Linked DNA regions of Homo sapiens: regions 1, 3, 4 and 5 are each linked to region 2. The links are chromatin loops, found by intact Hi-C in ENCODE. Cell type or tissue: PC-3. All regions are shown on one strand. Region 1 has its middle 71 kb from the start of LINC02031. Region 2 overlaps LAMP3 (lysosomal associated membrane protein 3). Region 3 overlaps MCF2L2 (MCF.2 cell line derived transforming sequence-like 2). Region 4 overlaps ATP11B (ATPase phospholipid transporting 11B (putative)). Region 5 overlaps MCF2L2 (MCF.2 cell line derived transforming sequence-like 2).

Region 1 (5,000 bases), 410 kb after region 2:
AAGTTTAAAACTAAAGTCTGTTTTGCAAACAGCTCAGTCCTACCATAAGTTGTTTTTAACAAAAATGAGGACTAAAGAGAGAAAAATTATGTTTTAAAACTTATACATCTGTCATTGGCTTGTAGTCTCATTAATTGTTTTTAAGTTCTTGCCTACATTTTAAACTAACCCTGTTTATTTCTGTCAATCTCTGGCTGCAGCTCAAAGGAAACAAAAAAGCATGGGTAATGTAAAAATCTGGAAACATGTTCTAGTTCTGGGCAATTATCCTACAAATACTGACAGGTAACCTATAACCCCAAGGTTTCCTTTTTTTCAGGGAAGGTGAGACCAAGGAAGCTAAACAAAGCCAAGCCCCATACACCCACTTACAATAGCACAATCCATTTAAATGGCTTGCAGGTATCAAACAAACTCAGTAGTCATGGTTATGGCCTATTGTGCCCCCATTAATAATGGCAGTCTTAATACTCACAGTTGAACCCTATATTCTAAGCCCCCTTGTAAACTTTATCTCTTCTCACCTAGAAACCACCAAGCTTCAAATGGTGCTTTAAATAAAGCTGAAAATGAAACCTCCCTTCTACCAGGAACCCTTAAATCAACCCCAGGAGGAGCCCTAGCTGCTGTTCCCCACACAATGCCCCTCTCCAGCAGGAAGTAGCCAGAAGAAGTCATCACCCAATTCCCCCTAACGGCAGTTAGGGATTCCATTTCAGAGGGGGGAAATATGTTATAGGAGGCAGAGAGAAATTATTTAGGTGAGTCCCTGGCAGAAAACTTTCCTTTTAACAAAAAGCAGCTCAGACATAGCTCCCTTTCTAATCTCATGCAGTTCAAAAAGTCACTTCTCTTCTAACAACAAGCAGCCTGAAAGAGCAAACAGTAAAACACAGATAAGACAGCTCCCACACAGAAGGAGCTGGGGAAAATCTCCTGGGTAATCACCAAACTTCACACCTATACAGTGGGTCTCAGTGAAACAGTGGGCCTTAATAAGCACATTCCTTTCCCTTTTAGGTGTACTAAGATAGGGAAGCTAAAAGCAGACTTGAGCCTGTAATCCCAGCACTTTGGGAGGCCGAGGTGGGCGGATCACTAGGTCAGGAGATCGAGACCATCCTGGCTAACACGGGTGCTTTCTGTATGTCAAGTGCCACACTATTAATTCTTTTTTTTTTTTTTTGAGACAGAGTTTTGCTCTTGTTGCCCAGGCTGGAGTGCAATGGCACGATCTCGGCTCACCACAATCTCCGCCTCCCAGGTTCAAGCGATTCTCCTGCCTCAGCCTCCTGAGTAGCTGGGATTACAGTCATGCACCACCATGCCTGGCTAATTTTGTATTTTTATTAGAGATGGGGTTTCTCCATGTTGGTCAGGCTGGTCTTGAACTCCCCACCTCAGGTGATCCGCCCACATCAGCCTCTCAAAGTGCTGGGATTACAGGTGTGAGCCACTGTGCCTGGCCTCACACTATTAATTCTTTTAATTTACTTACCCATCTTGTGAGATAGGTACTACTTTATTACCATTGTAGTTCCTGTTTTACAGAGGAGGATAGTAGACACACTAAGATAAAGTTATTTGTGAAGCTAACCACACACCTAGTAAGTGGCAGAGCTAGGGTTTGAACCCATGCCATCTGCCTTTGGAGATTCTAAGATGATAGACCCTCACTTTGGTATGACTTCCATCTGTGAAAGCCCCTCCTACAAAACCCCTCACTGCCACTCCATCCTAAAATCTAGATGGAGTCTCGGACTGACCACAAACTAGTTCACTTTTTCTCTTATTCCTTCCTCACAACTTAGACACTCAATGATCTTGTAGTTGCCAAAGACTAGGACTTTTTCAGTCTTTTTCTCACCACCTAATCTAAAGAGACACCTGTGGTCAGTTGGACCTTGTGGCTAACTCGCTGGAGAAATTGCAGTTGAAGTTGAAGGGCTACTCTTAACCTTCACATTTATCTTGCCCTGTTGATATCCACAGCACTAGGCATGGTATGTTCTTTGGAACACATGCCCAGTGAGTCCCAAAGTCACAAGGTTATTTGATTTATTTTATTAGCATGAGCTTGCTTATTGGCCCATTTTTAAATGCAATGTATTATGTACAGTTCAATGTACTATGGACAGGACTGCTTAAGTTAATTTGAACTAAATGTATAAAAATGTTAATGGTTAAACACTTTTTCCTTTTGAAAACAATTTTTAAAAATTTTAATTGTGGTAAAAACATACAATTTAGCATTGAAACCATTTTAAAATGTGTAGTTCAGTAGCATTAAGTATATTCACATGGCTGTGCCACAGATCTCCAACGATTAAGCACTTTTAAAACAATACAGTTCTAGGGGAGATATTACTATTTTTGTTAGGAAAGAATAAAATGTCTCAAATATTGTGAATTTAGACAACTGGAAAATATTGGTAGAGAACTTGGGAGGCTGAAATTGGGAAAGAGAAAATGTGGGAAGCTAGAAATAGGCAATTTGGGAGGTGGAAATTTTGGGGAGAGGCTATGGTTATCTCCGAGTTGTAGTATTGATGATTTTTTGTTAGTATTTTAAATTTGATGGCTTTCCTATACTGTACATGGGTTACTTTTTGTTTACCAGGAAGCACAGCTTCCTGGCAGGTGTCAAACAATCTACCCCAGCAATAGTTCAACAGTAGGATATTTTTAGGCATATTTTTGTAAGAGAACTTTTCTGTTCTTACCCAAGATGAAACAGTTTCAGAAGTTTGGGCACAAAAGGTTCGAGGAAGCTGCTGACAACTGAGGCTTCTCAGGGTTATTCAGTTAGTTCAGAAGATCTTGCTTGTATTCCTAGGTTTTCTGACTAGCTGGAGCACTTTGTCCAAGGCATTGAGCAACAAATTAAAACATCCTTTGGTGCCACCTTATGCTAAGTGGGAGAAACTGCAGCTATTTAAACTGATTTCACAATTAGACTCAGTAGCTTTAATCTCCAGGAATTAGAGAGATAAGGAACCTATTTCCCTCCCTCCCTCCCTCCCTTCCTCCCTCCCTCTCTTCCTTCCTTCCTTCCTTGCTTCCATTTTTCTCTCTCTCTGTTAATAATTTCAACTTTTATTTTAGATTCAGGGGTACAAGTGTAGGTTTGTTACATGGGTATATTGTGTGATGATGCTGAGGTTTGGGGTATGGATGATTGCATCACCAGGTAGTGAGCACAGTACATAGAATGAGGTAGTTTTTCAGCCTACACTCCCCTCTCTCCCGCCTCCCTCTTGTAGTACCCAGTGTCTGTGGTTGCCGTCTTTATGTTCATGTGTACTCAATGTTTAGCTACCACTTATTAGTGAGAACATGCGGTATTTTTTTTTATTTCTGTGTTAATTCACTTAGGATAATGGCCTTTAGCTGCATCCACATTGCTACAAAAAACAGAATTTGTTCATTTTTATGGCTGCAGAGTGTGCCATGGAGCACATGTACCACATTTTCTTTATCTAGTCCACCATTAATGGGCACCTAGATTGCTTCTGTCTTTGCTATTGTGAATAGTGCTGCAACGAACATACAAGTGCATGTGTCTTTTTTTGTAGAACAATTTATTTTCCTTTAGATATATACCCTGTAATGGGATTTGGGATTGCTGGGTGGAATGGTAGTTCTGTTTTAAATTCTTTGAGAAACCTCCAAACTGCTTTCTACAGTGGCTGAACTAATTTACATTCTCGCCAACAGTGCATAAGTGTTCCCTTTTCTCTGCAGCCTTTCCAGCATCTGTTATTTTTTTTACTTTTTAATAATAACCCTTCTGGCTGGTGTGAGATGGTATCTTATTGTGGTTTTGATTTGCTTCTCTGATGATTAGCGATGTGGGGCATTTTTTTCATATGTTTGTTGGCTGCTCGCATATCTTTTGAGAAGTATCTGTTCATGTCCTTTGCCCATTTTTTAATGGGGTTGTTTTTTGCTTGCTGATTTAAGTTCCTTATGGATTGTGGATATTAGACCTTTGTCAGATACATAGTTTGTGAAGATTTTCTCCCATTCTGTAGGTTGTCTGTTTTCTTTGTTGAAAGTTTATTTTGCTGTGCAGAAGCTCTTTAGTTTAATTAGGCCCCACTTACCAATTTTTGTTTTTGTTGCAATTGCTTTTGGGGATTTAGCCATAAATCAATGCTGATGTCAAGAAGTGTAGTTCCTAGGTTTTCTTCTAGGATTTTTATAGTTTGAGGTCTTACATTTAAATCTTTAATCGATCTTGATTTAATTTTTGTATATGGTAAAATGGATCTAGTTTCATTATTCTGCAGATGGCTGGCTAGCTATTCTAGTGCCATTATTGAATAGGGAGCTCTTTCCCCATTGCTTAACTTTGTTGACTTTTTATTTTTTATTTTTTTCATTTTTTAATTTTTTAGACGGAGTCTTACTCTGCCGCCAGGCTGGAGTGCAGTGGTGCTATCTTGGCTCACTGCAACCTCCGCCGCCCTGGTCCAAGTGATTCCCCTGCCTCAGCCTCCCAAGTAGCTGGGACTACAAGCGCGTGCCACCATGCCTGGCTAATGTTTTGTATTTTAGTAGAGACAAGGTTTCACCATGTTGGCCAGGATGGTCTCGATTTCCTGACCTCATGATCCACCCGCCTCGGCCTTCCAAAGTGCTGGGATTACAGGTGTGAGCCACTGCGCCCGGCCTTTATTTTTGTTGACTTTTTGAAGTTCAGCTGGCTGTAGGATAGTGGCTTTATTTCTGGGTTCTCTACTCTGTTCCATTGGTCCATGTGTCTGTTTTTGTACCAATACCATGTTGCTTTGGAGGAACGTATTTTTCTAACTATAGATGTTAGTTTCTTTCAGTTTTAAAAATGTATTATTATGTGATGTGATACTTGTATTGTTTGATACTAGGATTCATGATTCAGTTAAATATTGTTTTGGACAAATACCTGTGTGAAATTTATAAACATTGGTATCATGTCCTAAGACTCATTTGGGATGATACACATAAAAGGACTTTGT
Region 2 (5,000 bases):
TTGCTATCTCCATAACTCTAAAAAATAAAAGCTTATCATGATAGTTCCTAATTGATCCATTTTAGACTTCCTGCTATAGCACATAAAGATTTGTGGTTACACAACTATTTTTGGGTAAATCAGTAAGGTATTAAGGCACACATTATTATAGTTTTATAAATATTGTCTGCTGTCAAGCCAAATCGTGTACTACAATCACAGTTTCTTTCTTGTCCAAATTTTCTTTTTCCTGGAATCTTTAATTAATTGCCACTCTGTCTTCTCTGACCTCTTCTGATACTTTTTTTCTCAGATCTCAGGTACACTGAATTGGGTTGATGGTGATCCTTGGTTCAGGACATAATTTCAGTGTTAGTTCGTACAATGACCTCACACATGTATCTTTTTAGCTATAATGACTAAGACATGGTTCTTCATTTATTTGCTCTTTTCTCCCAGTCTCTTCATTAGAGTATTCTATCAACTTCCCCTTTTACCCCAGACCCCTCCGTCTTTCCTCGGTTGAGATTTATTAGTCTCTGACCCAATCAATTACATTAAATGAATTGAGTAAGCGTTTTCTAATGGTATAAAGAAAAAACAGTCTTGATAAGTTTGTAAACTCTCACTTTTAAGCTCTCATAAATAATTTGGTCTGTTTTCTAATATTAGCTAAAAGTAATACAATAGAACCTTAGGAGTGACAAAAATGTTTTATAAAGTGGATAAAAATCATGTTTCTCAAGAGATCATCTGTAATCTGGTCACTGGTCACACAAATGTTTTTTGTTTGTTTGTTTGTTTGTTTTTGAGATGGAGTTTCGCTCTTGTTGCCCAGGCTGGAGTGCAATGGTGTGATCTCGGCTCACCGCAACCTCTGCCTCCCGGGTTCAAGCAATTCTCCTGCCTCAGCCTCCCGAGTAGCTGGGATTACAGGCATGTGCCACCACGCCCGGCTAATTTTGTATTCTTAGTAGAGATGGGGTTTCTCCATGTTGGTCAGGCTGGTCTCAAACTCACGACATCAGATGATCCGCCCGCCTCGGCCTCCCAAAGTGCTGGGATTACAGGCGTGAGCCACTGTGCCCGGCTGGTCTCTTTTATGTAAGCATATCCCACTTAGCAGGGAGTATGCCTGGAGTGACTTCTTACTCAGTTCAGGAAATAAGGATTATGATTATTGAATGTTAATTACTAAGAAAATATGGTTATTTAATCTTCTGACAGTCTTACATATTATTTGCTTACTTTATAAATTAGGAAATTGCAAGGGTAAATTACCTGCCCAAGGTCACAAAGCTAGTTAATGGTGGAGTTAAAAGTCAAGCTTTGTTTGATGCCAAAGCTCATCTTCTTTCCCCTCTAGCCTGCTTTCTGGACTGCATCACCAAACCTTACCCACTGTATTGTATTTGTTTTCTCTCTTAGTGGATGAGTGCTCGTCTGACTACACAATTGTGCTTCCTGTGATTGGGGCCATCGTGGTTGGTCTCTGCCTTATGGGTATGGGTGTCTATAAAATCCGCCTAAGGTGTCAATCATCTGGATACCAGAGAATCTAATTGTTGCCCGGGGGGAATGAAAATAATGGAATTTAGAGAACTCTTTCATCCCTTCCAGGATGGATGTTGGGAAATTCCCTCAGAGTGTGGGTCCTTCAAACAATGTAAACCACCATCTTCTATTCAAATGAAGTGAGTCATGTGTGATTTAAGTTCAGGCAGCACATCAATTTCTAAATACTTTTTGTTTATTTTATGAAAGATATAGTGAGCTGTTTATTTTCTAGTTTCCTTTAGAATATTTTAGCCACTCAAAGTCAACATTTGAGATATGTTGAATTAACATAATATATGTAAAGTAGAATAAGCCTTCAAATTATAAACCAAGGGTCAATTGTAACTAATACTACTGTGTGTGCATTGAAGATTTTATTTTACCCTTGATCTTAACAAAGCCTTTGCTTTGTTATCAAATGGACTTTCAGTGCTTTTACTATCTGTGTTTTATGGTTTCATGTAACATACATATTCCTGGTGTAGCACTTAACTCCTTTTCCACTTTAAATTTGTTTTTGTTTTTTGAGACGGAGTTTCACTCTTGTCACCCAGGCTGGAGTACAGTGGCACGATCTCGGCTTATGGCAACCTCCGCCTCCCGGGTTCAAGTGATTCTCCTGCTTCAGCTTCCCGAGTAGCTGGGATTACAGGCACACACTACCACGCCTGGCTAATTTTTGTATTTTTATTATAGACGGGGTTTCACCATGTTGGCCAGACTGGTCTTGAACTCTTGACCTCAGGTGATCCACCCACCTCAGCCTCCCAAAGTGCTGGGATTACAGGCATGAGCCATTGCGCCCGGCCTTAAATGTTTTTTTTAATCATCAAAAAGAACAACATATCTCAGGTTGTCTAAGTGTTTTTATGTAAAACCAACAAAAAGAACAAATCAGCTTATATTTTTTATCTTGATGACTCCTGCTCCAGAATCGCTAGACTAAGAATTAGGTGGCTACAGATGGTAGAACTAAACAATAAGCAAGAGACAATAATAATGGCCCTTAATTATTAACAAAGTGCCAGAGTCTAGGCTAAGCACTTTATCTATATCTCATTTCATTCTCACAACTTATAGGTGAATGAGTAAACTGAGACTTAAGGGAACTGAATCACTTAAATGTCACCTGGCTAACTGATGGCAGAGCCAGAGCTTGAATTCATGTTGGTCTGACATCAAGGTCTTTGGTCTTCTCCCTACACCAAGTTACCTACAAGAACAATGACACCACACTCTGCCTGAAGGCTCACACCTCATACCAGCATACGCTCACCTTACAGGGAAATGGGTTTATCCAGGATCATGAGACATTAGGGTAGATGAAAGGAGAGCTTTGCAGATAACAAAATAGCCTATCCTTAATAAATCCTCCACTCTCTGGAAGGAGACTGAGGGGCTTTGTAAAACATTAGTCAGTTGCTCATTTTTATGGGATTGCTTAGCTGGGCTGTAAAGATGAAGGCATCAAATAAACTCAAAGTATTTTTAAATTTTTTTGATAATAGAGAAACTTCGCTAACCAACTGTTCTTTCTTGAGTGTATAGCCCCATCTTGTGGTAACTTGCTGCTTCTGCACTTCATATCCATATTTCCTATTGTTCACTTTATTCTGTAGAGCAGCCTGCCAAGAATTTTATTTCTGCTGTTTTTTTTGCTGCTAAAGAAAGGAACTAAGTCAGGATGTTAACAGAAAAGTCCACATAACCCTAGAATTCTTAGTCAAGGAATAATTCAAGTCAGCCTAGAGACCATGTTGACTTTCCTCATGTGTTTCCTTATGACTCAGTAAGTTGGCAAGGTCCTGACTTTAGTCTTAATAAAACATTGAATTGTAGTAAAGGTTTTTGTAATAAAAACTTACTTTGGAGATTTGTGCATGTCATTTATTTTTTATGATTCATTTTTGTGCTGTATAAATTTTGTTTACAATCATCTTAGGTTTTTGCTCCGATCAATAAGTTAAATCATCTTTCTATAATTTGTTTCATTCTATTCTCCATTGCCACATTATCACTTGGTAGGAATTCCTGAGAAGATAAACCACATTAAAGTTACATATGAAATGTCTCAACTCTTAGCTTAGACTGACTGCATTACTAGTTTGCTTAAATGTCGCCACGTTTGTTCATTCATTCATTTGATCAGCATTGATAAGGATTTGCTAAATGCCAGATACTCTTGTAGGAGCTGAGATAAATAAGAGGTCCTATATTAGTTACCCATAGTGATCTGAGAGAAAGAGAGAGAGGGCTGGGAGCGGTGGCTGACACCTGTAATCCCAGCACTTTGGGAGGCCGAGGCAGTCAGGTCACGAGGTCAGGAGTTTGAGACCAACCTGGCCAATATGGTGAAACTCCGTCTCTACTAAAAGTACAAACAAATTAGCTGGGCATGGTGGTGTGCACCTGTAGTCCCAGCTACTCGGGAGGCTGAGGCAGAAGAATCGCTTGATCCCGGGAGACAGAGGTTGCAGTGAGCCGAGATCATGCCACTGCACTCCAGCCTGGGCGACAGAGCGAGACTCCATCTCAAAAAAAAAGAGAGAGAGAGAGACTGACCAAGATGAAAGCCGTCATATTTTTATAACCTAATCACAGAAGAAACATACTATCGCATGTCTGTTTATGGTTCACACAAACCATCTCTGGTACACTGTGGAAGGGGACTACACAAGGGCTCGAATATCAGATTTTAGTCCATTCTGTGCCATTATCACAGAATACCACAGATTTTTTGATAACTTACAAGCAATAGAAGTTGATTTGGTCATGGTTCTGGAGCCTGGGAAGTCCAAGATGGAAGGGCCAAATCTGATGTGCATCTTCTTGCTGCCTTGTAACATGGTAAAAGGCATCACATGGTGCGAGGACACAGAAGAGAGAGCAAGAGGGGGCCCCACACTTGTAATAATAGCATTAATCCATCCACGAGGGCAGAGCCATCATGACCCCACTGCCTCTTAAAGGTCCCGCTTCTCAACACTGTTGCATTGTAGATTAAGTTTCCAACATATGGTTTGGGGGACACCTTCCAACCACAGCGCCGGGAGAGGGAGGAACCCCTGGAGGCAGCGTGGATGCTGCCTACCTCAGGTGCCTACTGTCAAGGTGAACATTGTGGAATTCGTGGTTTACTTTTTGGAGGGAACTTCAGTAAATAAATTCCAGTATATATACTAAGATAAGTGGATTAATAGGAACATATACAAGGGATGATGAGAGCAAGGCCCTTTCCAGCCTGCTTCCAACCCTGCCCCAGGTGTAGCACCTCCTCAGGAGCACAGCCTCCCAATCCCTGGTGATGAAGGTCCATTGACCACAGGGTCTGGTGTTGACCCATTGGTCTACAGCACTGACGTCACGGCTTCACCTTCCTAAAAGAAAGTAGCCAGGATGGCTCCAGCCCCTACCCAATCTGCCCCACCTTTGTTCTTCTCACACTTTTCTTGCTTTGTAAGGTC
Region 3 (5,000 bases), 260 kb before region 2:
TCAAGTGCTTAATAATCACATGTGTCTAGTGGCTGTTGGATTCGGTAGTGCAGGTGAGAGGGAAGGTTCTCAGTCATGTTTGACTGAATATCTCCTTTTTATAACAAATGATTTGTATTGCCCTCTGCCATCCTAACATAAAATTTATAGATACTATATCTGCAAGGGTGGGCTCAACAACTACAACGAATATACTCCAAAGAGTATAGAGCTCCAACTGTAACCACCCTAGGGGTTCACCTTGCCTGCTGCCCAGACAGAACCAGGGGAATTACAATAGAGAAAGAGTAATTCATGCAGAGCCGGTTGTGTGGGATACTGGAGGTTTGTTATTACTCAAATCAGTCTCACCAAGCATTCAGGGAACAGAGTTTTTAAGGATAACTTGGTGGGTGGGGGGAAGCCAGTGAGCCAGGAGTGCTGATTGGCCAGAGATGAAATCACAGGGAGTCGGACCTGTCTTCTTGTGCTTAGTCAGTTCCTGGGCGGGGGGCCACAGATCAGGTAAACCCATTTATTGATCTGGATGGTGCCAGCTGATCCATCAAGTGCAGGGTTTGCAAAATATCTCAAGCACTGATCTTAGGAGCAGTTTAGGGAGGGTCAGGACCTTGCAGCCTCCAGCTGCATGACTCCTAAACCATCATTTCTAATCTTGTGGCTAATATTAGTCCTACAAAGGCAATCTAATCCCCAGGCAAGATGGAGGTCTGCTTTAGGAAAGGGCTGTTACCATGTTTGTTTAAACTAAACTAAATTTCTCCCAAAGTTAGTTCAGCCTACGCCCAGGAATGAACAAGGAGAGCTTGGATGTTAGAAGCAAGATGGAGTGGGTTAAGTTAGATCCCTTTCACTGTCTCAGTCATGATTTTGAAAAGGCGGTTTCAAAACACACATAACAGAAATTAAGTTCTTACTCTTTTACCAGTTCTGCATGTATGTTCCTGGTCAGCAGACAACTTTTCTCCATGTGGAGGTTCAGGAATGAAGGCTCCTTTGAGTTTCTGGTTCTTATTGTTGTTATGCGTGTCTGGGGAGCAGACAGGCTAAGAGAACATGGAAGGAGCATAGTGCTTCTTAAAATTCTCAGCTCAGAGATAGCATACAGCACATTCCATTGACTTGAACTTGTCACAGTCATTTGAACAAACTTAACAGCAAGGGAAGCTGGGAAATGTAGTGTAGCTATATGCCCAGGAAGGGAAAACTTAGGTGAACAGCCACACCTACCTATGCACATATTTTTAAAAATTAAAAAATAAAATATAAGGAACTGTAAAGGAGGAATCAAAGGAAACTAATTATAGTAAAGTAACATATCTTTCAATAGTATGTATTTCCACATGCATGTCTAGCTACATGAGAATAATGAAAGAGGTGCTTGCCCCTCAATTTGGAGTCACCAAAAATGTGATGGGTGCAAATGCTGGGATGTGGTGGGGTGATCAGATACCTGGAGTGACTTTATTAAGATTAAAAAAAAACCTCTTGGCCGGGCATGGTGGCTTACGCCTGTAATCAATCCCAGCACTTTGGGAGGCCGAGGTGGGCGGATCACCTGAGGTCGGGAGTTAAGAGACCAGCCTGACCAACACGGAGAAACCCCATCTCTACTAAAAATACAAAATTAGCCGGGTGTGGTGGTGCATACCTGTAATCTCAGCTACTTGGGAGGCTGAGGCAGGAGAATCGCTTGAACCCGAGAGGCGGAGGTTGTGGTGAGCCGAGATCGTGCCATTGCACTCCAGCCTGGGCAACAAGAGTGAAACTCCATCTCAAAAAATAAATAAATAAATAAATAAAATAAATAAATAAATATAAAAATTCTTTATGATTATTTGTAAAAACAGAGTCTAGGTTCAGAGCATTTTAAATGGATTTTTCACTTAAATTAAGCCTCTGGTAAGACATTTGGAAGTCACGTAGCATGTGGGGCAATTCTTTGTTTTATTATGGAGAATGGGTCATTTAGTATCCTAGGCCCTGAGATTTCCAAAGTGCTTACCAGGGAATGGTTCTGCCATTTCCCCAGTTAAAACCTTGTGTAGAGGAGAAAGGGAAAATAGATACTGGAAGGCAAAGAGCAGTAGGAAGATGCTTTGCAACCTTCCCCATCATTGGTCTTTGCCATCTTCCTGTAGGATTTCCTGTATTCTCAATTCACCTGTGCATGAAGCCTTCATGCCAGCTATCACCAGGGCCCTTTCAGCAATCACCTTATGTACCCCAAGCGCTTAATGTTTTCTGCACTAAAACTATTTGTCTTTCACTTAATGAAAAGGTACAAAATCATAGTAGGAGGAGTAAAGTTTATTTTAAGTTATCATTTTACTTAGTACCAAATAATTTGGGGTTGTTTGTATTCCTTGCATTCAAGGAATGCACTGGACTTTGGAATAATTATTCTTTCTTCCTATTGCATTACCGCGTTTCCTCAGAAGGTGGCACTAGATGCCATGTTGTAGGTTGCCCCACAGTTAAGTCCAGCTCTGTTTCCTTGATGCTTCTGCCTCTTAAGACTAATATTCAACAGTAGGTGGGTGTGCACAGTTAACCTTAGGGCCTCTCTGCTGTTCAGTATTGGTAGTAACCAAGGTAGAAGAAAACTTCACCTTTTTTCATTTAGGTGAGGATGGCTTTAATACAGTCAACTATAAAAAGGTAAAATTGGCCGGGTGTGGTGGCTCAACGCCTGTAATCCCAGCACTTAGGGAGGCCGAGGCAGACGGATCAGTTGAGGTCAGGAGTTCGAGACCAGCCTGGCCAACATGGTGAAACCCCGTCTCTACTAAAAATACAAAAATTAGCTGGGCGTGGTGGCATGTGCCTGTAATCCCAGCTACTCGGTAGGCTGAGGCACAATAATTGCTTGAACCTGGGAGGCGGAGGTTGCAGTGAGCGGAGATCACACCACTGCAGTCTAGCCTGGGTGACAGAGCGAGATTCCATCTAATAATAATAATAATAATAATAATAAAAGGTGAAATTAAATGGCATAATCACATTCTAGTGAATATTTTAGGGTATTTCAGTTCCTTGAAATGTTTTAGCCAGTCCCTCAGCAAATGTTGATTATGCAATTACTACAGTGTTATAATGCATCTTAATTTAGCTTTTCAAAGACGCAAATTCTCTGAATGCACATTTCTCTGAAACTTCCCATAGTTGTGAAACTGCAAAGAGGAAGAATATTATTAGATGAAAGCTGTTAATATCCTCATCAGTCACTGTAATGAGGTAGTTCAATATACTTGTCTTGATAAACATCTAATCTGTAGATCTCATCTTTGGAAATTTAGAGTAAACATATAGGATTAATAAAGAGGTACCTTCTGTGGAGGGATGACTGACCATCCAGACAAATCTCACATGGTTTCGTTCTACAGCAATTGGTTTCTGAGCACCTAAGACCCATATTAACAACACTCACAAGAGACTCATGCAGAAAAACCACAGCGCTAACTTATTCTTTACATAATATACTTATGTTTGCTCAATAACACATTCCTTTTCTTGAAACAAGTTTACAATTTACTTGGAAAATCAGATTATAAACAGAAGATTCTTATCAGGCTTGGAGTCAGCACCAGAGAGTTGGCTGGATGATCTTACAGTGGTGTCATCAGATAGACTGGTAACGTGGGTTGGACTCTCAGAGTGGGCTGGCCCTCTCTCCTTAGAATAGCATTGGCTGTACACTGCCCGCCTTTGCTCCTCTGAGTCCTCCTCTTCTATAGTTTCTTCGTGGACCACACATCCTCATTAATCACACAGTCCCCACTAACCACACCCCACACTGATATGTGTGTCTCAGATATGTTGAATACATTCAGTCATTTGTAGTTGGCCTTGCCTTGAGAGCCATGATTCCTCTTCAAGTGGTTTCTCTTCAAGGACATAACTTGGGAGGTGCATGCAGCTTAAGCTCCTATACTACTGGCTAGGGCAGAGGTTCCCAAACCCTCTCAATTCTCTGCGCCTTAGCATCTCAGTCTTTTTTTCATGGCCCCCCTAGGCCAAAAGCAATAACTAACATGTCAAACAACTTAATATGTATCTATGTCCTAACAACTTAGTAGCTGTTTGAAAAAATAATACATATAAATTAAAATATTATTTTTTCTCTCATTTTTATTCTTAAATAACTACAACTATCTTAAACCTTGCAATCAAACTAGATATCACCACCTTTATGTCTTGTTCCACATTGATTTGCACACTGTTTTTGCTTTTTATTCCAGCAAGTACCAAACCCCCAGCTTTATAAAGATGCAACACCATCTGCAAGAATATAATGCAATTTGATGTTGAAGTTGGGAACTACCTGGGCTGGGCGTGGTGGCTCATGCCTGTAATCCCAGCAGTTTGGGAGGCCGAGGCGGGTGGATCACCTAAAGTCAGGAGTTTGAGACCAGCCTGGCCAACGTGATGAAACCCCGTCTCTACTAAAAATACAAAAATTAGCTGGGTATGGTGGTGCACGCCTGTAATCCCAGCTACTCACGAGGCTGAGGCAGGAGAATCGCTTGAACCTGTGAGTCAGAGGTTGCAGTGAGCCGATATTGCACCACTGCACTCTAGCCTGGGCGACAGTGCGAGACTCTGTCTCAATAAAAGGAAAAAGAAATAGGGAACTACCTCAAGTAGTTCATATGGTAGTAGTAGTGCATATGGTGTCTGACAGATGTCAACTGTCACTGTGTTTCCCTCAAAAATTTAAAACAGTCACAGTGCTCCCATGAATTTACTGTGGTTCCCTGCTTACCTGCGACACAGTTTGGGGACTGTGGGGCTAGAACTTAGTCAAATGGCTCCATGCAGCTGCAAGGGGACTGGGAAATAGAATCTATTGAATTTGGTGGTCTCTGCTCTGAATTAAATGTGAATTTTCATATTTTTACTTTCACAGGGATATCTTAAATTACTATTTATAAATTCTTGAAGGGAAGCTGATTATTGCTTCCTTGTAATAATAATAATTATAATCATGGTCACCATTT
Region 4 (5,000 bases), 210 kb after region 2:
AACCCTGTGCTCAATCCGGTGAGCTAAAGGTAAGGAAGAAGGTGGGAGAGAGGACAAGTCAGGAAGACATACCAACAGCAGTTACATTAGTGGAGTGCTCACCACGTATGCCCCAGTGACTATGTAAGATGCTTCTCATGGATTGTCTCACTGAAAACTTAAACAGCCCTTAGGAATAGGCATCATGATCATCCCCAGTTTACAGATGAGGAAACCGTTAAGAATTTGTTCAAGGTCACCCACTTAATCTGGGGCTTGAATCTTGGTTTCTTTGCTTGCAGAGCCCAAACCCCTTTACCATAGCACTTCCTGCCTTATGATTATAAGAGGCAGACTACTCAGAAAACAGGAGGGAAAGCTCAAACCCAGCTGCTGTTAGTGGTACTGGTGGGAGGGCATGAAGATTTGATGAAAAAGGTGGCATTTAAAATACATCTTAAAGGACTTAGCGGGGGGGGGCATTTCAATAGCAGGAGATGGGGGGGAAAAGATATTCCAGGCTGAAGGAGGAGAAAGAGTGGCTATGTGTGGGCAGCAGTGTGGTGTGTATTCCGCAGAAGCTTAGCCTAAGTGTAAGGGAGTGGTACTGTCCCCTTGCAAAAAGACCAGTTGTGACTCACAGTGTGGTCCATAGATCAATGCTGATCCATAAACACTATTACTGGCCCATGAAGAAATAAGCATTTCTAATCTGTGAGAATAAGAGCTTAGAAATTTTTACAGCAGTTGGACAAAGTATGTTTATAACTGTTAAATTCAATAATTTAAAAATTGGGGCTTATTTTATATATCTTTTAGATTTAATTTTCCTATAATTCATTTTTATTGTATTTGTAAAAGCACTGGCTCAAGATAAACTGGAAATTAAAACAAAACAAGAAAATAACAAACTGGTCCTTCACCACATTTACTTGGAGAGAACTAAACCAGAAACTCAAAAGAGCAAGGATCTTGTCTGACACTTTAGTTTAACAACATGTGCTTTGCTCAAAGCTGGTGCTCAATCAACTGGGAGAAATTCATCGAGATGACACCCAGAAGGTAGCCAGCGCTTGAGTATCCATATATGTGCAAGACACTGCCTTGGTCTGGATCTGACCCTGGTAATCATCTTGCTTTGCATTCATCACCTTTCACCTTATTTTTATTATTTTTAGAGACAGGGTCTTGCTCTGTCATCCAGGCTGGAGTGCAGTGGCACAATCGATCCTAGCTCACTGCAGTCTCAACCTCCTGGGCTCAAGCAATCCTTCCACCTCAGCCTCCTGGGTAGCTACTACAGGTGTGCGTCATCATGTCAGGCTAATTTTTAATTTTAGTAGAGACAGGGTCTTACTATACGGCCCAGGCTGGTCTCAAACTCCTGGCCTCCAGTGGTCCTCCCACCTCAGCCTCTCAAAGTGCCGGGATTACAGGTGTGAGCTACTGAGCCTGGCCATCCTTTGCTTTAAAACTGAAGGACAGTTATTAAAATATGGACATCCCAACAGAGAAGGTAAACATCTTGAAATGTCAAAAATTTTAAGAAATGACTTCTTCAGATCACTTTTTGAACTAAGTGTATATATATGTGAATATATAGTTTGTATGTATATGTTTCCTTTTTTCTCTAAAGAAAAAAAAGAACTCAGCTGCTTTTTTTTTTTTTTTTTTTTTTCTGGAGGCCGAGTCTCACTCTGTTGCCCAGGCTGGAGGCTGGAGTGCAGTGGTGTGATCTTGGTTCACTGCAACCTCCGCCTCCTGGGTTCAAGCAATTCTCATGACTCAGCCTCCTGAGTAGCTGGGACTACAGGCACACACCACCACGCCCAGCTAATTTTTTGCATTTTAGTAGAGATGAAGTTTCACCATGTTGCCCAGGCTGGTCTCAATCTTCTGAGCTCAGACAATCCGCCCACCTCAGCCTCCCAAAGTGCTAGGATTATAAGCATGAGCCACCGTGGCCAGCCTCAGCTGCTTTTAAAATGCTGAATGTTGGCTGTGTTTCTGTAAAGCTATCTATAGAAAATGCTATACTGTTCTCTAGCAAACCTCCAAGCTCTACTACTTTCCCATATATACATCTTTGATCTCAATATTCAGGAACTGGGAGCTCGGGCCAGAGTACCTGTATAGACATAGTTGCCAGTATAATTGGGTGAGGAGAATGGGAGTGGAGCATTTAGAGCCCATTTCATTCAAAGTAAGGAGAGGAAATCATTACATTTTTGGGGGAAATCATTACATGTTTTGGGAGACCACTTTTAAATAATAGAAAAGAAAAAAAAAGCATAGTAATGGGAGTGAGACCCCACCTAGTGGTACCAAGAGGTAACTTTTAATTTACTAGAAGTTGTGATTGGTAAGCCTCACTTTCCACCACACTTGCTCCCAGGAATGACCACATAATTTAGTGCTAGAAAGGCTGTCAAGCAAAACAACTATGTCTATTCAACATGACTATGCACAGATAATAAAAATGCTCATCTTCACAGAAATTGCCTTTTGAAATAAATTCTGGCTCACTGCTTTTATTTCCATTATTTTCATGTCAATGACAATAAACACTAAGACATTTCTTATTGCTTATACAAAATATTTTCCTGAAACCTTACAACCTTCCTTAAATCTTATAAATTTTAGAAAAATGTCTCACATTTCTAACATTTTTTAGTCACACCTATGACATTCTATCAAATCAAATAAAGGTTTTTGTTTTTTAAAGTTTAGATAATAACTGTCAAACAATTAACCATGCTAGGTCTTTTGCCCTTAAAGGTGTTCTATATACTGGATAATCAAAGTGAGCACCTTGCATGGCCTTCAAGGAGTTATTTGGAAAGAAGGCTTAAACTCTAATTTTAAAAACAAAAATGAAAAAAGAAGAGGTTTGTGTTTAAGGAAATGTTTTTCTTTTTAATGTAAAATCAAGTCATCAAATGTTACTGATTTTCAAATCTGATTAAGAATCATAAAATCTCTAAAACAAGTAATGAGCTTCATCTCATAATTCAGAACTGCAATGGAGATAGCCAGGTAGTGATGAAATCTGGGTAACTGGTATATCTTACTCAAGGCCTGTTTCTCCAAAACATTCTTCAAGCTCATATTCACTCTTCTAAACTCCCTTTCCTCTCTCCTTCCCTCTAAGTAAAATAAACAACTTAGAAAGATTGTTATAAAATACTTCCATACTGTCTTTTAGGGATTTCTTAAGAGAAGGAGATTTCTGTATGTATTACATACCTAAGAATATGGGCCAGGTGCGGTGGCTTACTTCTGTAATCCCAGACCTTTGGGAGGCAAGGAAGGTGAATCACTTGAGGCCAGGAGTTTGAGAACAGCCTGGCCAACAACGCGAAACCCTGTCTCTACTGAATATACAAAAATTAGCTGCGTGTGTAGTCCCAGCCCGTCTGTAGGCTGAGGCAGGAGAACTGCTTGAACCCAGGAGGTGGAGGTCGCATTGAGCCAAGATGGTGCTTCTGCACTCCAGCCTGGGCAGCAGAGTGAGACCCTATGTCTAGCTCAAAAAAAAAAAAAAAAAAAAAAAAAGAAAATAATAATATGAGAATTATATTGATTCGGTAAATTTATTTTAATAATCTGGCTTATTCTTAGTTTGAAAGAGGACTAAGGGCCTTTTGTTTTAATGTATTCTACTGGTTACATAAATAACAACATATGACTAGGAATTTGTAATTTAGGTGAGGAAGAAATTAATACCTGTGAAAAATGATAAAATCCCCAAATTTAATGCAGACGGTAAATTAATGTCACAGGCTGTAAGAGAGAATTCACTTATCATTCCTTGGCAAAAGTCACCATAATAAGGCTCCTGTTATTTAATGGGAACATTCTAAGAACCCAATTCTCAGCTGTACTGTACATTTAATGGACATATTAAAGCAAAGCAGTACCAGATCCACATCATATGAAATATCCACTAGAACTTAAATGTGTGGGGACCTTTTATTACAGAGGACACAATTTTATAGTTTTAGTCAGGTCTTAGGAGATTATCTGCTTTGTAGACTATCCAAGGCATAACATAAATCCTAGGCAGCAGCAAGCTCTTCACATGAGCTTTCTTTGGCGCTCAATCAGAGCCTATTAAAAAAGCCTAAACATCTTTCTATAGCAAGGCACAATGCAACAGAAATATACTGTAAATATAATCATATGAAGCATACCAAAACACACAAAAATTCAGGATTCTTTTGAATATCTTTTCAACTGATGATATTTAATAACAGAGTTGATTAATTTTTCATTTAGGGTAATCCACTAATCTAATTTAAAACTGTATCTTATAGAATAGTCCAGATTCTTCAAATTATTCTACCTGTTCCAGGGTCTGATTTATAGTGTGGTTAAAAGATTTACAATTTTCAAGTGGCTTTGTTACAAAGTTTCATCACTGCTTCTCCCATATGAGACAACAGCACTTTCTTGACTAGTAATTACAATAAATAAAATAGCAATTAGTCCAAATAATACAATTATTAGTGGCAGGAAATTTTATCCTCCATCATTACTACCAATCCAAATATTCTGCATATCCCTATTAGGTCTCGAAATGGTTGTCAGGGTTATTCCTCGAGAGAAGAGAAAATCAAGCTCTCATCAATTCTTCTTTCTTTCTTTTTTTTTTTTTTTGAGACGGAGTCTCACTCTGTCGCTCAGGCTGGAGTGCAGTGGTGCCATCTCAGCTCAATGCAAGCTCCGCCTCCCAGGTTTATGCCATTCTCCTGCCTCAGCCTCCCGAGTAGCTGGGACTGCAGGCATCCGCCACCACACCTAGTTAATTTTTGCTTTTGTATTTTTAGTAGAGACGGGGTTTCACCGTGTCAGCCAGGATGGTCTCGGTCTCCTGACCTCATGATCCACCCGCCTCAGCCTCCCAAAGTGCTGGGATTACAGGCGTGAGCCACCATGCCCGGCCTTCTTCTTCTTCTTCTTTTTTTTTTTTTTAAAACAGATACAACTATGAAAATTTATGAGCCAGGTGTGGGGGTTCA
Region 5 (5,000 bases), 150 kb before region 2:
ACTGCACATCCGTGGGTGCAGGGGGCGAGGGGGTGCGGGGCATGGGTGGCGAGGATCCTCTCTTTTACACCTCAGCACCTGTCTTTCCCAGATAAGAATCATAATATTTATCCTCTATACTAACCTTCATTTATGTACCTGAGAACAAAATTTGTGGATCCCACAAAAGCAACAAGCAAAAGAGCTTAAAGTGACATCTTAGAAACCAAACTTCTAAGAATACAGTGTTTTAAAAAATTGGGCTATCAAGAGAATATTACATGTAAGCTAATGTTGATATTGACTGAATTATTGGTTTAAACACATTTAAAGTCTCTTGGTTCCCCAAAGACACAAATTTATACAAATGCTGTTTTTGCTCTGTAGAAAGGTGTTTGCATCCTCAGAAATGCTGTGCCATTTAGAAAGCCTAAATTAGGGAGGTAAAAGCCAAAAATAACACGGGGAAATTTATTTTAAAAAAATATTTATACTCAGAATCCCCATCATGATACCTGTTCTAGTGCTAGTCACATTATTTATACCCACGCTGGTTGACTTGTAAGCTTTTATCCATGGCGTCTATCATAATGCTTGACTCTTAGCAGGCCTCTGAAAAATGTCTGTAGAATGAATGAACAAACATCTTTAGGAATGTGCTCCTTGATTAAACATAATATTAACTAGACTACTTTATATTCTTTCACTTACGGTGTATTCAAAGAAACATGTGGGCTCTTACTGATTGCCATGTTCCTGGAGTTATAATGAATGGCCCAATTCAGCATGTGGGCGTTGAATGGTATAATCTCTGAAAAACACCATTTGGCAATGATATGTTCTCTAGTTTTCCTTAAGTGACAGTTTATCTTTTGAGACTTTTACTAAAACTCATACCTACTTTTGTAAGAGTCTTAGTGTTCTTTAAGTTAGTTGATGAATTATTGTATTAACTTATAACAGGCCAGGTGTGGTGGCTCAGGTCTGTAATCCCAACACTTTCCAACACTTTGGGAGGCTGAGGTAGGAGGATTGCTCGAGCCCAGGAGTTGAAGACCAGCCTGAGCAACATAGTGAAGACACCATCTCCACAAGAAATTAAAACATTTAGCGGGATGTGGTGGGGTGCACCTGTAGTCTCAGTTACTCAGGAGACTGAGGTGAGAAGATTGCTTGAGCCCAGGAAGCTAAGTCTGCAGTGAGCTAAGCTGTGATCACACAGCTGCACTGCAGCCTGGGTGACAGAGCAAAACCCTGTCTCAAAGAGGAAGAAAAAAAACAAAAAACGTATGGCAGACTGCCAAATCATACTTATGAGAAACACAAAGGAATAAAGTTACAGCACTCAACTAAAGAAACAAAAATATCTTTATGTTCTTGCAAAAGAACTTTGAGAAAAGGCAAAATTAGCCACTGAGTTAATCAAGAGGTAGAATCTGTAAGACTACTGTTTTTGTTCTACCACCAGCTTTGACTAAATACCTTAAGATCACCAGTCTTTGCTGCAACTGTTTAATCTGTATTTCCTTATTCCTTTTTGATTTTATAGATTTGAGTTTTGCTGCATAACTAAACAAATTTGCTTGGTATATAGAAGGCTTTCAGATTTTGGGGAGATGATTAATTATTCAGAACCCTAAGTGGACACTGTACAAGGCATGGTTGCCTTCAGAACTTACAGCTCGTAAAAAAACACATGGAATGATTAGTAGGTAGTACGATAATATATGTGACTAAATATAAATTTGGGGAGAAGGGAAGGAAGAGATGCTTAAGGGAAGAGAGGAGGTAGAATTGGATTTCCAAAATTTCAACAGGTATAGGAAAAACAGTGCTCTTGGCAAGGGAAACCAACTTAAGCAAGGTATGGTCATGATTGACATTTGTGATAGATAATAGTGGCAGTGATAAAAAAAAAAAAACCAAGCTATAGGGAATGAAGGAGGAAAAGTTTACGTAGGGCGTTGAAAACCAGGTAGAAGAGTTTAGATTTGATGCTGGAGGCAGTGAGGAGTCTTTGAGGTCTGGAGTAAAGGAATATTGTAATGAAAGCTATGATTAAGGATTGTGTCACTGCAGAATGCGGAAGTGATCGGAAGGAAAACTGACTCAAAGAGACATCGAATATTCCTCTCATTATTATCACAGAATGAATAACCTTGCATATCAAGAGTTCTCTGGTTCTATTCTCATTGCAGCTATAGCATCCAATTAAAGTCCCCAAATATAGGTCATTAATTAATTCTTCCAAGTCATCACATTTTAGTACCAACTACAAACACTCCTACCACGACTTGCAAGTAAAAAGTTCTACCATAAACAAATAATTCGGATGCTTACAAGTTTTAAATATAGATTGAGTTACACAATATGCCATGTGAAGAACTGAGCAGGAATCAGGTAAAAACAGATGAGAGCACATTACATGCAACTATATCGAAGCACCAGACACTCCAAAGTAGGTGTAAGGGCATTCCTGATATTAAGAGATTAGGGTTAAAATTGACTGTATTTCAGACAGCTAACCGTGTCAAAGAAAAGGAAAACGTAACCTTTTCAAATGGTATCTTAAAGCGCTATAACTACAGGTGATTTCATCCCTCTCTCAACAGATTATAGTCATGCATTGCTTAACAATGAGGATAAGTTCTGAGAAATGCATTTTTTTTTTTTTTGAGACAGTCTCGCTCTGTCGTCCAGGTTGGAGAGCAGTGGCACAATCTCAGGTCATTGCAACCTCCCTTTCCCAGGTTCAAGCAATTCTCCTGCCTCAGCCTCCCGAGTAGTTGGGATTACTGGTGTGTGCCACCACACCTGGCTGATTTTTGTATTTTTAGTAGAGATGGGGTTTCACCATGTTGGCCAGGCTGGTCTCAAACTCCTAACCTCAGGTGGTCCACTTGCCTCGGCCTCCCAAAGTGCTGGGATTACAGGCGTGAGCCATGGCGCCTGGCCAATAAATGCATCTTTAGGTGACCACATCGATGTGCAAACATCCCAGGTTATACATACGAGAACCTAGATGGAATAGCCTACTAGACACCTAGATATATGGTAGAGCCTATTGCTCCTGGGCTAGAAACCTGTACAGCATGTTGCTGTACTGAATACTGCAGGCAATTGTAAGACAATGGAAAGTATTTGTGTATCTAAACACATCTAAATATACAAAAGGTACAGTAAAAATCTGAAATAAAAGATAAAAAATGGTACACCTGTATAGGGCAGTTCCATTACAATTTCATGGGACTATCATCATATATGTGATCCATCGTTAACCGAAACGTCATTTTGTGGCACATGACTACATTAGGAAAGAACATCTCCCCATCCAGATATTCCAGCATGAGTCATTTAACAAAAAGTACATCTTAGGTGGCTCTATAATGCAGAGAACATGATAATCCTATAGGAACAGGGCTAAGACCATGTAGTACATTAAGACAGAAGGAATGATTATATAAGCAATGTTCATGAAAAAGTTTAAATACACATCTCATGATAATTTTTCAGTTGTTTATTGGAAACTATAGATTTTTTTTAAACTCACTAATTATTTTGCCATACAAGAGCAAAATTCAAGTAATACAAATATTTAACATTTTGGTATAAAATTAACAATATGGAAAAAAGATGCAAACCAACCAAAAGGTAAAAAAATTTTAACAATAACACTGTGTATAACCATCTTCTATTCAAGTGACCATCCAAGCTGATAGTTTATTTTCCCTTTGTTGACATTTTTTAAAAAGATAGCCCTACACTGGAGCACCAAAAAGTTTTTTCCTTCTTTTTTAAAAGGTTGGAACCCTTTTATTTACAGATACTCTTCTCAGTACTTTAAGTAAGTGTGATGAAGGAATCATCTAGCAACTTCCTTCTTAGAAAAAAAGGAAGTGCCTTCATATTTCCTTGAAATTTAAACTTGTTCCATTCTATTCTAAGCAAAAATTAAAAGGACACAGTTCAGAAGAGCTCTTTCAGCAAATAAATAATTGTTTCACAAAAGCACTGCTGTAAACAAGATCACTTTGATGGCCAGAGACACTTATGTTTTCAACCAATGGCAACCTTAAACACTTCCAAGTATAGATACACAGGGTATATATGGGCAAAAGGCAATACATCATTAATCAATCAACTAATAAAAATTAATTATAAGCTTGTTGCTTGGTCAAATATGCTTTTGTTCTCTATGTTTTTTTAATTGGTCAGAAAACTTAAACTGTAATGATCTAAAACCCTGTATCTACTCTGAAAGTAACTACAACCTAGAATGTTTGACACTGTAGTTTTGACATTAGTTAAAAATTCTAAATTATCTAAGCAATGTAAACAAGCCTCAAATTTCAAAATAGAAAAAAATTAAAATTTCTGTAAACATTAAAAAGCTACCTGCTAAAAATTGTAAGTATCATCATTCAGTTGTGTATACTGAGAAATCTTTTTTCGTTTTGTTTTGCGTGTTTCCGACATCACCTTATTATATGAGACATCTGATTTTCCCTAACAGGTGCCTCTGCAGTCAAAGGCCTTAGAGTGAGTTCAGTCACTCTTGCTGAAGTCATTATTTTGGCCTTCATATAATCTCCCTAGCAGTAGACACCACCTAGTTCTTTCTGTAGTGAAGGGAGGTAGTGTGTATTATAGCCACATTTTTATCCTGCTTTGTAAAATAAATGTAACTTACTCTATTAGATCTCAGACACATCTCTTTGATTACAAGGAACATGCAGCTTTAAAAATGCTTTAACCCCAAACTGGCAACTTTTCTATCACTTTTTTACTCTGTTTTCAAGTTTGAAATATTTAGAAAATAAAGATCACCTCTGACAGTTATTGATGAAAAATAAATTGTTTTAGATATTATAACTTTGATGTTTAATGCTCTCAATTTAAAACTCTGAACTTGGAACAAAGTGCTGTGGTTTATAAGACCTTGTTGGGGAGGAGTGGGTTAATTTTAGTAATCAGTACAAGGATTTAGACACTAAGATTTCATTTTATAAAATTATGGAGAC

The links. Hi-C counts contacts between places; a loop is a spot of excess contacts. Peaks named below come from ENCODE experiments on the same cell type or tissue, not always from the same donor. Only the 100,000 strongest peaks of a DNase experiment are listed, where the experiment ranks them.
Region 1: it touches region 2 in a loop (8-fold over the local background); 14 of 110 quality-filtered maps call a loop at or near these places.
Region 3: it touches region 2 in a loop (6-fold over the local background); 106 of 110 quality-filtered maps call a loop at or near these places.
Region 4: a loop joins it to region 2, with 9 times the contacts of the local background. A loop is called at or near these places in 6 of 110 quality-filtered maps.
Region 5: a loop joins it to region 2, with 5 times the contacts of the local background. A loop is called at or near these places in 4 of 110 quality-filtered maps.

What each region holds. Positions count from the first base shown.
Region 1 is chr3:182,712,142-182,717,141 of GRCh38, reverse strand. No RefSeq gene overlaps it. Among named protein-coding and RNA genes, the nearest start is that of LINC02031, 71 kb to the right of the region's middle. RefSeq lists cis regulatory regions at 1,875-1,964, 2,742-3,007. In PC-3, a CTCF peak has its summit at 2,892; a DNase peak (open chromatin) is centred at 2,871.
Region 2 is chr3:183,120,622-183,125,621 of GRCh38, reverse strand. LAMP3 (lysosomal associated membrane protein 3) reads left to right here. Exons shown (of 6, transcript NM_014398.4): 6 at 1,408-3,407. The coding sequence ends at 1,541. Among named protein-coding and RNA genes, the nearest start is that of MCCC1, 24 kb to the right of the region's middle. In PC-3, a CTCF peak has its summit at 3,108 (motif pointing left); DNase peaks (open chromatin) are centred at 1,541 and 3,191; H3K27ac peaks cover 2,830 bases.
Region 3 is chr3:183,380,029-183,385,028 of GRCh38, reverse strand. The region is part of intron 2 of MCF2L2 (MCF.2 cell line derived transforming sequence-like 2); the gene reads left to right. Among named protein-coding and RNA genes, the nearest start is that of MCF2L2, 46 kb to the left of the region's middle. In PC-3, a CTCF peak has its summit at 2,452 (motif pointing right); DNase peaks (open chromatin) are centred at 2,468 and 3,678; H3K27ac peaks cover 1,504 bases.
Region 4 is chr3:182,906,731-182,911,730 of GRCh38, reverse strand. The region is part of intron 28 of ATP11B (ATPase phospholipid transporting 11B (putative)); the gene reads right to left. Among named protein-coding and RNA genes, the nearest start is that of DCUN1D1, 71 kb to the left of the region's middle. In PC-3, a CTCF peak has its summit at 2,280; no DNase peak of the experiment used is centred here.
Region 5 is chr3:183,271,867-183,276,866 of GRCh38, reverse strand. All of the region lies in intron 15 of MCF2L2 (MCF.2 cell line derived transforming sequence-like 2), which reads left to right. B3GNT5 (UDP-GlcNAc:betaGal beta-1,3-N-acetylglucosaminyltransferase 5) reads right to left here. Exons shown (of 2, transcript NM_032047.5): 2 at 3,482-5,000. Among named protein-coding and RNA genes, the nearest start is that of B3GNT5, 21 kb to the right of the region's middle. In PC-3, no CTCF peak of the experiment used is centred here; DNase peaks (open chromatin) are centred at 1,236 and 2,026; H3K4me3 peaks cover 992 bases; H3K27ac peaks cover 3,381 bases.